2 separate regions of the Homo sapiens genome follow, and region 1 is linked to region 2. A link is a contact called in ENCODE POLR2A ChIA-PET data. All regions are on one chromosome and are shown on one strand. Each heading gives the region's core, a stretch centred on a gene start or an enhancer-like site at or near the end of the contact. The rest is flanking DNA. Distances are from core to core; before and after follow the strand shown.

Region 1 (3,419 bases), core at 279-2,778, 140 kb before region 2:
AGATTTAGGGGGTACATGTGCTTGTAGTTACATGGGTATATAGCATACTGATGGGGATCAGGCTTCTATTGTACCCAGTGTCCAAATAGTGAACATTGTACCTGACAGGTTATTTTTCAACTCTCACCCCTCTCTCAACCTCCCTCCAGAGCAGCTTGGATTTTGATAGGGATTATATTGAATCTGTAGATCAATTTGGGAGAATTGCCATCTTAATGATATTAAGTCTTCCAATTTATGAACTTAGGATGTCTTTCTATTTACTTAGGTCTTCTTTAATTTCTTTTTTTTTTTTTTAAGAGATAAGATCTCACTCTGTTAGCTCACTGTGAACTCCTGGGCTCAAGCAGTCCTTCCACTTCAGCCTCCCAAGTAGCTAGGACCACAGGTGCCACCACACCCAGCTAATTCGTGGGGGAGGGAGGGTAGAGATGGGGTCTCCCTATGTTGCCCTGGCTGGTCTCAAACTGAACTCAAATGATCCTCCCACCTTGGCCTCCCACAGTGCTGGGATTACAGGCATGAGGCAGTGTGCCTGGCCTTTCATTTCTCTCATGTTACTGGTTTTAAGCAGAAGAATATCATGATTTGATTTATACTTAAGAAGATTACTCAGTAGTGGCCGGGTGCGGTGGCTCATGCTTGTAATCCCAGCACTTTGGGAGGCTGAGGCGGGCAGATCATAAGGTCAGCAGTTCGAGACCAGCCTGGCCAACACGGTGAAACCCCGTCTCTACTAAAATTACAAAAATTAGTTGGGTGTGGTGGCGGGCACCTGTAATCCCAGCTACTCAGGAGGCTGAGGCAGAAGAATCGCTTGAACCCGGGAGGCAGAGGTTGCAGTGAGTCGAGACCACCCCATTGCACTCCAGCCTGGGGTACAGGCTGGGGTGCAGACAGAGTGAGATTCTGTCTCAAAAAAAAAAAAAAGGAAGATTACTCAGTAGTGTGGAAAAATAATTGGTGGGCAAAGAGACGCTACATGAACAAGGGCAGAGACAAAGAGGAAGTCACTCATTACATAAATATTTATGGACGGGACTTGGTGATTGACTTTATGTAGAAAGAAAGGGAAGAGTAAAGAACAACTCCCAGGTTTGGGCTTCGGTACATCACGACGCCACCAATTGAGATAGGAAAACACAGTTTGGGGGGAAAGATGAAGTGATCAGTTTGTGCCTGCTGAGCTTCAGGTGGTGAAGGGACACCCAGGTGGAAAGGTAAGGTAGTTGGATATCTGAGTCCAATGCTAAGAGGAGAATCTAGTCTGGGAATAGTGATTTGACACTCATCATATAAAAGGAGAGCTGTGAGAGTGCACAAGCCAACTGATGGGAAAAGTAAAGGAAGCAGAAAGGATACACAGAAAAACTAGGAATTCCAAGGGTGAGCTGATGACAAAAAGTCCACAAAAGGAGACTGAGAAGGAACAACCAGAGAGGCAGGAGGAAGCTCCAGAAAGAGATGCAGGGAGAGTGGCTAATAATAACAACTTAAGGACTGAAATGCTTCCATCGGAATTAGCCAAATTAGAAGTCACTGGTGACCCTGGCAACGACTCTTTTGCTGAAGCTGAAGCCACGCTGCTATGAACTGAAGAGGAAGTGGGAGTTGGGAAGGTGGAGACAGCAAATAAAGATAACTCATTCCAGAGGTTTGCAGGGAGAAAGGAAAAGAAGTGAAAAAGCAGTAACTAGGAATGTAAAGAGGGTCAAGAGGAGGTTGTGCTTTTTAGGACAAAAGAGACTTGGGTGAGTTTGTAGGCTGAGGAACGAAAGCAGATGAAAGGGAGAGGATGAGGGATGGAGAGTCCTTGTAGAGCTGGGAGGAATAAGGAGGGAGAGGATTGATTTTATTTATTTTTCTTTTAACCCTGCTTGATTCTATACTGATTTTTAAAATTTTTTTATATGGGCCGGGTGCAGTGGCTTGCACCTGTAATCGCAGCACTTGGGGAGGCCGAGGTGGGTGGATCACCTGAGGTCAGGAGTTCAAGACCAGCCTGGCCAACATGGCGAAACCCCATCTCTACTAAAAATACAAAAATTAGCCAGGCGTGGTAGTGGGCACCTGTAATCCCAGCTACTCAGGAGGCTGAGACAGGAGAATCGCTTGAACCCAGGAGGTGGATGTTGCAGTGAGCCGAGATGGTGCCAACTGCACTCCAGCCTGGGTGACAGGGTAAGACGCCGTCTCAGAAAAAAAAAAAAAAAAAAAAATTCTATGGAGGTGAGAGGACTTAGAACAGTGCTCTTCTGACGTTAATGTGCATATGAGTTACATATCTCAAATCTCCCCTCTCTCCATCTTGACAGCTACCATTCTGGTCCAAGTCCAAGTCCCCCTACAGGCCTCATCTCTCACTGGGACAACTGAGCTGGACTTCAGACGCTCAACCCTGTGGTTTAGGCTTGGTGGTGAAGAGGCCAGGACAGGGCTAACTGAATGGAAGAAAACAGAAGGGGCCGGCATGGGGAGTCTGAATACGGGCATGCTGCTGGGGAGAACTTGGTGATGCTTGAGGTTGGGATTTCAGAGAAGGCTGTTCTAGGCGTGGCTCTGGAGAGAATAGCTACAGTCATGTGAAGGCCACTGAGGATGGCAAGGAAGGGCCCTGGGACATTCACACGGATGAGCAGGATATTAGGACAGAAACCCAAGTCCCGGATGGATGAAGGGAGGTGACAGGGAAGATAGAAGATGAAGGTGATGGGGAGGCACAGCAGAGTAGAGCCAGGCAGCAGAAGTCTCAGAGGAGAAAGAAAAAGATAACATATGCGCACAGAAAACAAAACAAAACAAAACATAAAGCCAGGCACACGCCTATAATCCCAGCACTTTGGGAGGCTGAGGTGGGAGGATTGCTTGAGGCCAGGAGTTCGAGACCAGCCTGGGCAATATAGTAAGATCTTGTCTCTACGGAAAAAAAAAAAAAAAATTAGCCTGGTGTGGTGGCATGTGCCTGTGGTCCCAGCTACTTGGGAGACTGAGGTGGGAGGACTGCTTGAGTCTGGGAGGTAGAGGTTGCAGTGAGTCGACATTGAGCCATTGAACTCCAGCCTGGGCGACAGAGTGAGACTCTGTCTCAAAAAAAAAGAGGCGGGGGGTGGGGGGTCATTGTGGCTCACACCTGTAATCCCAGCACTTTAGGAGGCCAAGGCAGGCAGATCACCTGAGGTCAGGAGCTCAAGACCAGCCTGGCCAAAGAGGTGAAACCCCGTCTCTACTAGAAAATACAAAAATTAGCCGGGCATGGTGGCTTCTGCCTGTAGTCCCAGCTATTTGGGAGGCTGAGGCAGGAGAATCACTTGCATCCAGGAGGCAGAGGTTGCAGTGAGCCGAGATGGCACCTGCACTCCAACCTGGATGATAGAGCAAGACTCCATCTGGAAAGAAAGAAAGAAAGAAAAGAAAGCAAG
Region 2 (3,682 bases), core at 541-3,040:
GAGGCAGATGGTGCCTCCACAACCACCTCTGGCTTCTTAGTGGGTGGTGGGGGTGGATGATAAGATGGGGGTGGGGAAGGTGGGGGTGACTGGTCTTTGGAGATGACAGGAGACTCCTGCAGTGGAGTCAAGGTTGTCTGGGGAGTGGGAGGGGACTGAGGACTGGCGTCAGTGGTAGAAACAGGCCCAGGAACCACAGCAGGGGCGGCTAGAGCAGGGGCAGCTGGGTTAGGGCTCCTGGGCTTGGAGGGAGGTGGGGAGAAGGGGGCAGGCACCTTGGGGTGAGGAGGTATGACAAACCTGTCACCCAGGGGGGTCAATATCTGTGGCCCAGAGCGGTCTGAGGGGGCTGGGTCAGAGGAGGAGGAACATAAAGACGTGAGGGAAGAGGAGACGGAGGCCCCAGGGGAGCGAAGAGACGTGACACGCTCTGGTTTAGGGGGCTGGGCCTTGCCTGGGGAAGCAGGGGGACCTGCCAGGCCCTTGGGAGGGAGGGTGGGAGTACCACTTTGGCTCGAGTATCCACTGGAGGGCGAAAGTGTCCGTTCTGGGGACCGTGGGGGGCGCCGGGAACCACCCGGAGACAAGCCAGGTACCCAGCTGTTGGCTGGGTTGGGTGGACAGGGTGCTGCCCCCGCCCCTTCTGAGCCACCAGTGGTGGGTGGCCGAGGCAGCTGGGGCTGCTGCTTACGCTCAGGCTTAGGGGGCAACCCTAATGGCCCATCAGGCACTGCTAAGCCCCGCTGATGGAGGGAGTGGGTCCGGCGGGGAGGGGGTGGAGGCCGCTTCAGCTTACGCAGGGACACACTCCGGCCAGACAACTGCCCACTGCTCCGAATGCTGAGTGTGTCTGAGGCCTCAGCAGTGCTGCCCCCACTGGGAGAGCCCCTCCCACTGCCTCCCTGGGGAGGGGGTACCACGCTATTGCTAGCCGTAGAGCTCTCCGGCTGGCCCTCAGAGCCACCCTTAGAGGAGAGGGTGGAACCGTCAGACACAATGGTGTCGGAGGATTGAGAGTGGCTCCAGGTGTCACTGGAGGAGGATGGGTGGCGGCTGCGGGGCTGTGGGCTGGAGACGGAGGAGAAGCGCCCCAGCGAGCGGACTGAGGCTGGGCTGGCCGAGTGCAGGCTGCAGCGGCTTAGTGTGCGCAGGCTGCAGCGGCCTAGGGCCACCACGTCCACTGTAGGCGGCAGCACAGCATGTGGAATCAACTTCGACAGGTAGGTGGCCTGGGGGGAGATGGACATGGCCGGGCTCAGGGGCTCTGCAGGCCCTGCCCCTCCTGTCAATCCAGGCACTGCTAGGGACATGGGCCGGGTCAATGGTGGGGCCCGGGTACCCGTGGACCGGCCAACAAAGGTGTCATCCCGGTAGACACGGTCAATGTGGCGCTGCAGCATGGCCTCTGTCTCAGCGCCAGCCTCCGCCTCCGCCTCCAGCGCCTGCAGGGACACCCGGGCCCCCATCCCTGAGGTGCCTCGGGGGCGGCCGTCCACTGTGGGGATGCGTACGGCATCCCGTGCACCAGGAGCCCGGGGCGTGCCTGGTGCCTCACGCTCATTCCTCAGGCCTGGAAGGGACAGGGAGGAGGTGGGGTCAGCAGAGAGGGGATGACCAAGGCTCCCCACCCACCCCACCACTGCCCTCCTAACCCAGGCCTCACCAAGCTCCTTCTGCACATGCTGCGGGAGTCCCAGCACAGTGCTCCGCCGCTCCCGCCGACGCCGCCCTGACTTTCCAGATTTGGGAAATGAGTCATGGGGTCGGAAGGTGGAGCCTGGGGGCCAGTCGTGGGAGAAAAACTGTTAGAGCAAAGGACTCCAGGCACATTCTGCAGGGCACTACTTTTGTAATAAGAGCTCTGCGAGAAATGGTTTCCACAGTCAAGTAGGTATGGGCAAGGCTAGGTTAAACAAAGCTAGAGGCTTCTTTCTGTAAGACTAAGGCTACTAAGTCAATGATGGTAATTTCCCTTTAGTGATAGCTTACTATTTAGTAAACATATTATTACGTGTTAGTCGTCATTCTAAACATTTGGCATTCATTCCAATAGGGTACTTATCCTCATTTTTATAGAACATCAAACAGAAGTTCAGAGAGGTTAAGGGTTTTCCCAAGGTCACACAGCTGGCACTAGTTAGTTACACCAGGCTTCCAACAGTTAAGATTTTCTAACTCTTTTTTTATTTTTTTTTTGAGATGGAGTCTCACACTGTCGACCAGGCTGGAGTGCAGTGGTGCAATCTCGGCTCACTGCAAGCTCCACCTCCTGGGTTCACGCCATTCTCCTGCCTCAGCCTCCCAAGTAGCTGGGACTACAGGCACCCGCCATCAGGCAAGGCTAATTTTTTGTATTTTTAGTAGAGACGGGGTTTCATTCACCGTGTTAGCCAGGATGGTCTCGATCTCCTGACCTCGTGACCCGCCCACCTCGACCTCCCAAAGTGCTGGGATTACAGGCGTGAGCCACCGCACCCGGCCGCCAAGATTTTCTAACTCTTAACTGCTTTATAGTTAGTGTGTATCACGAATGTGCAAGAGGACACAGGGTACTGTGTTTCCCGAATTCATTGAATCAGAGAGCCTGGTGAAACACTGGATAAGGAGGAAAAGAAGCTACAGATGCTGGGACCCAATGGAGCCCACTGTCCCTCTCCCCTGCCCATGAATCCACCTTTGCGCTGGATCATCTCCGAGCGGATGGAGAGCGCGTCCTCTGCTGTGGAGCTCTCAGCCACGTAGGATGTGGTCTGACTGCAGAAGGAGATGTTGTCTTCATCCGGCCCCGTCCGGGAGGACTATCAGGGTAGAAGGAGATCTGGGTGGGGCTGTCTCCTCAAGGCTCCCCATTGGAACTTTTTTTTGAGACAAATCCAGCTCAGGCTGGAGTGCAGTAGCGAAATCTTGGCTCACCACAACCTCCGCCTCCCAAGTTCAAGCGATTATCCTGCCTCAGCCTCTCAAGCAGCTGGGATTATAGGTACCCTCCCACCATGCCTGGCTAATTTTTGTATTTCTAGTAGAGACAGGGTTTCACCACTTTGGCCAGGCTGGTCTCAAAATCCTGACCTCAAGTGATCCGCCCACCTCAGCGTCCCAAAGTGCTGGGGTTACAGGTGTAAGCCACCTCGCCCAGCCTCCCACTCGAACTTTTGAGTCACAGATCCCCTCCAGCATCACCTAGCACTGAGCAACCCTGAACTAGCCCTCAGGGTTCATTTAGTGTAGCCCTTTGTGATAAAGAAACTGAGACCCAGAAATGTTCCAAGACATCCTTGCCAGGGGTCAAGCAGGTAGAGAAGAGTCAGGACTGAGCTGGAGGCAGGGCTCACCTGGATACTCTGGGTGTCTCCATGGTCCCAGCCACCCTTGTTCAGTTTCTGTTTCTCTGGAAGACACCAGAAGGGTCTGTTGGGTTAGGCCCCTGACCTTGACAGCTGACAGTGCAGCACTGGAGGGAGGAGAGGGGAGGGGAGTGGAGAGGAAGCTTACCTTGGTGTTGTAGGGAGCGGAGCCCCTCCTGGGCCTGAGTGTGCAGCTCTTCCAGGTGGGGGGGTCGCCCACTGGGAAAGAAGACGTTGTCCTGGTGCTCATCCACTGCAGACCCTGGCCCCTGGCCAGGCCCTACACTTAGATGTTTGTCATTCTCAGCCTTGGCAGAGCCTAGTAGGAGGGAGGAGGA

Evidence for each region. ChIA-PET counts read pairs that join two places held with the same protein, here RNA polymerase II (POLR2A).
Region 1: POLR2A ChIA-PET joins it to region 2 with 10 read pairs in B cell. The contact joins two enhancer-like sites. POLR2A ChIA-PET finds 5 or more read pairs at or near these places in 3 of 52 experiments (B cell, BJ and H1).

The regions. Positions count from the first base shown.
Region 1 is chr1:32,905,812-32,909,230 of GRCh38, reverse strand. No RefSeq gene overlaps it. Among named protein-coding and RNA genes, the nearest start is that of TMEM54, 6.1 kb to the right of the region's middle. Within about 2 kb of position 1,528, at least 2 of the 41 ENCODE cell types and tissues checked have a DNase peak (open chromatin) inside an H3K27ac peak, as active enhancers do.
Region 2 is chr1:32,767,768-32,771,449 of GRCh38, reverse strand. NHSL3 (NHS like 3) reads right to left here. Exons shown (of 7, transcript NM_020888.3): 2 at 3,493-3,663; 3 at 3,333-3,388; 4 at 2,675-2,798; 5 at 1,664-1,777; 6 at 1-1,570. Among named protein-coding and RNA genes, the nearest start is that of NHSL3, 28 kb to the right of the region's middle. RefSeq lists an enhancer at 1,060-1,975. Within about 2 kb of position 1,790, at least 4 of the 41 ENCODE cell types and tissues checked have a DNase peak (open chromatin) inside an H3K27ac peak, as active enhancers do.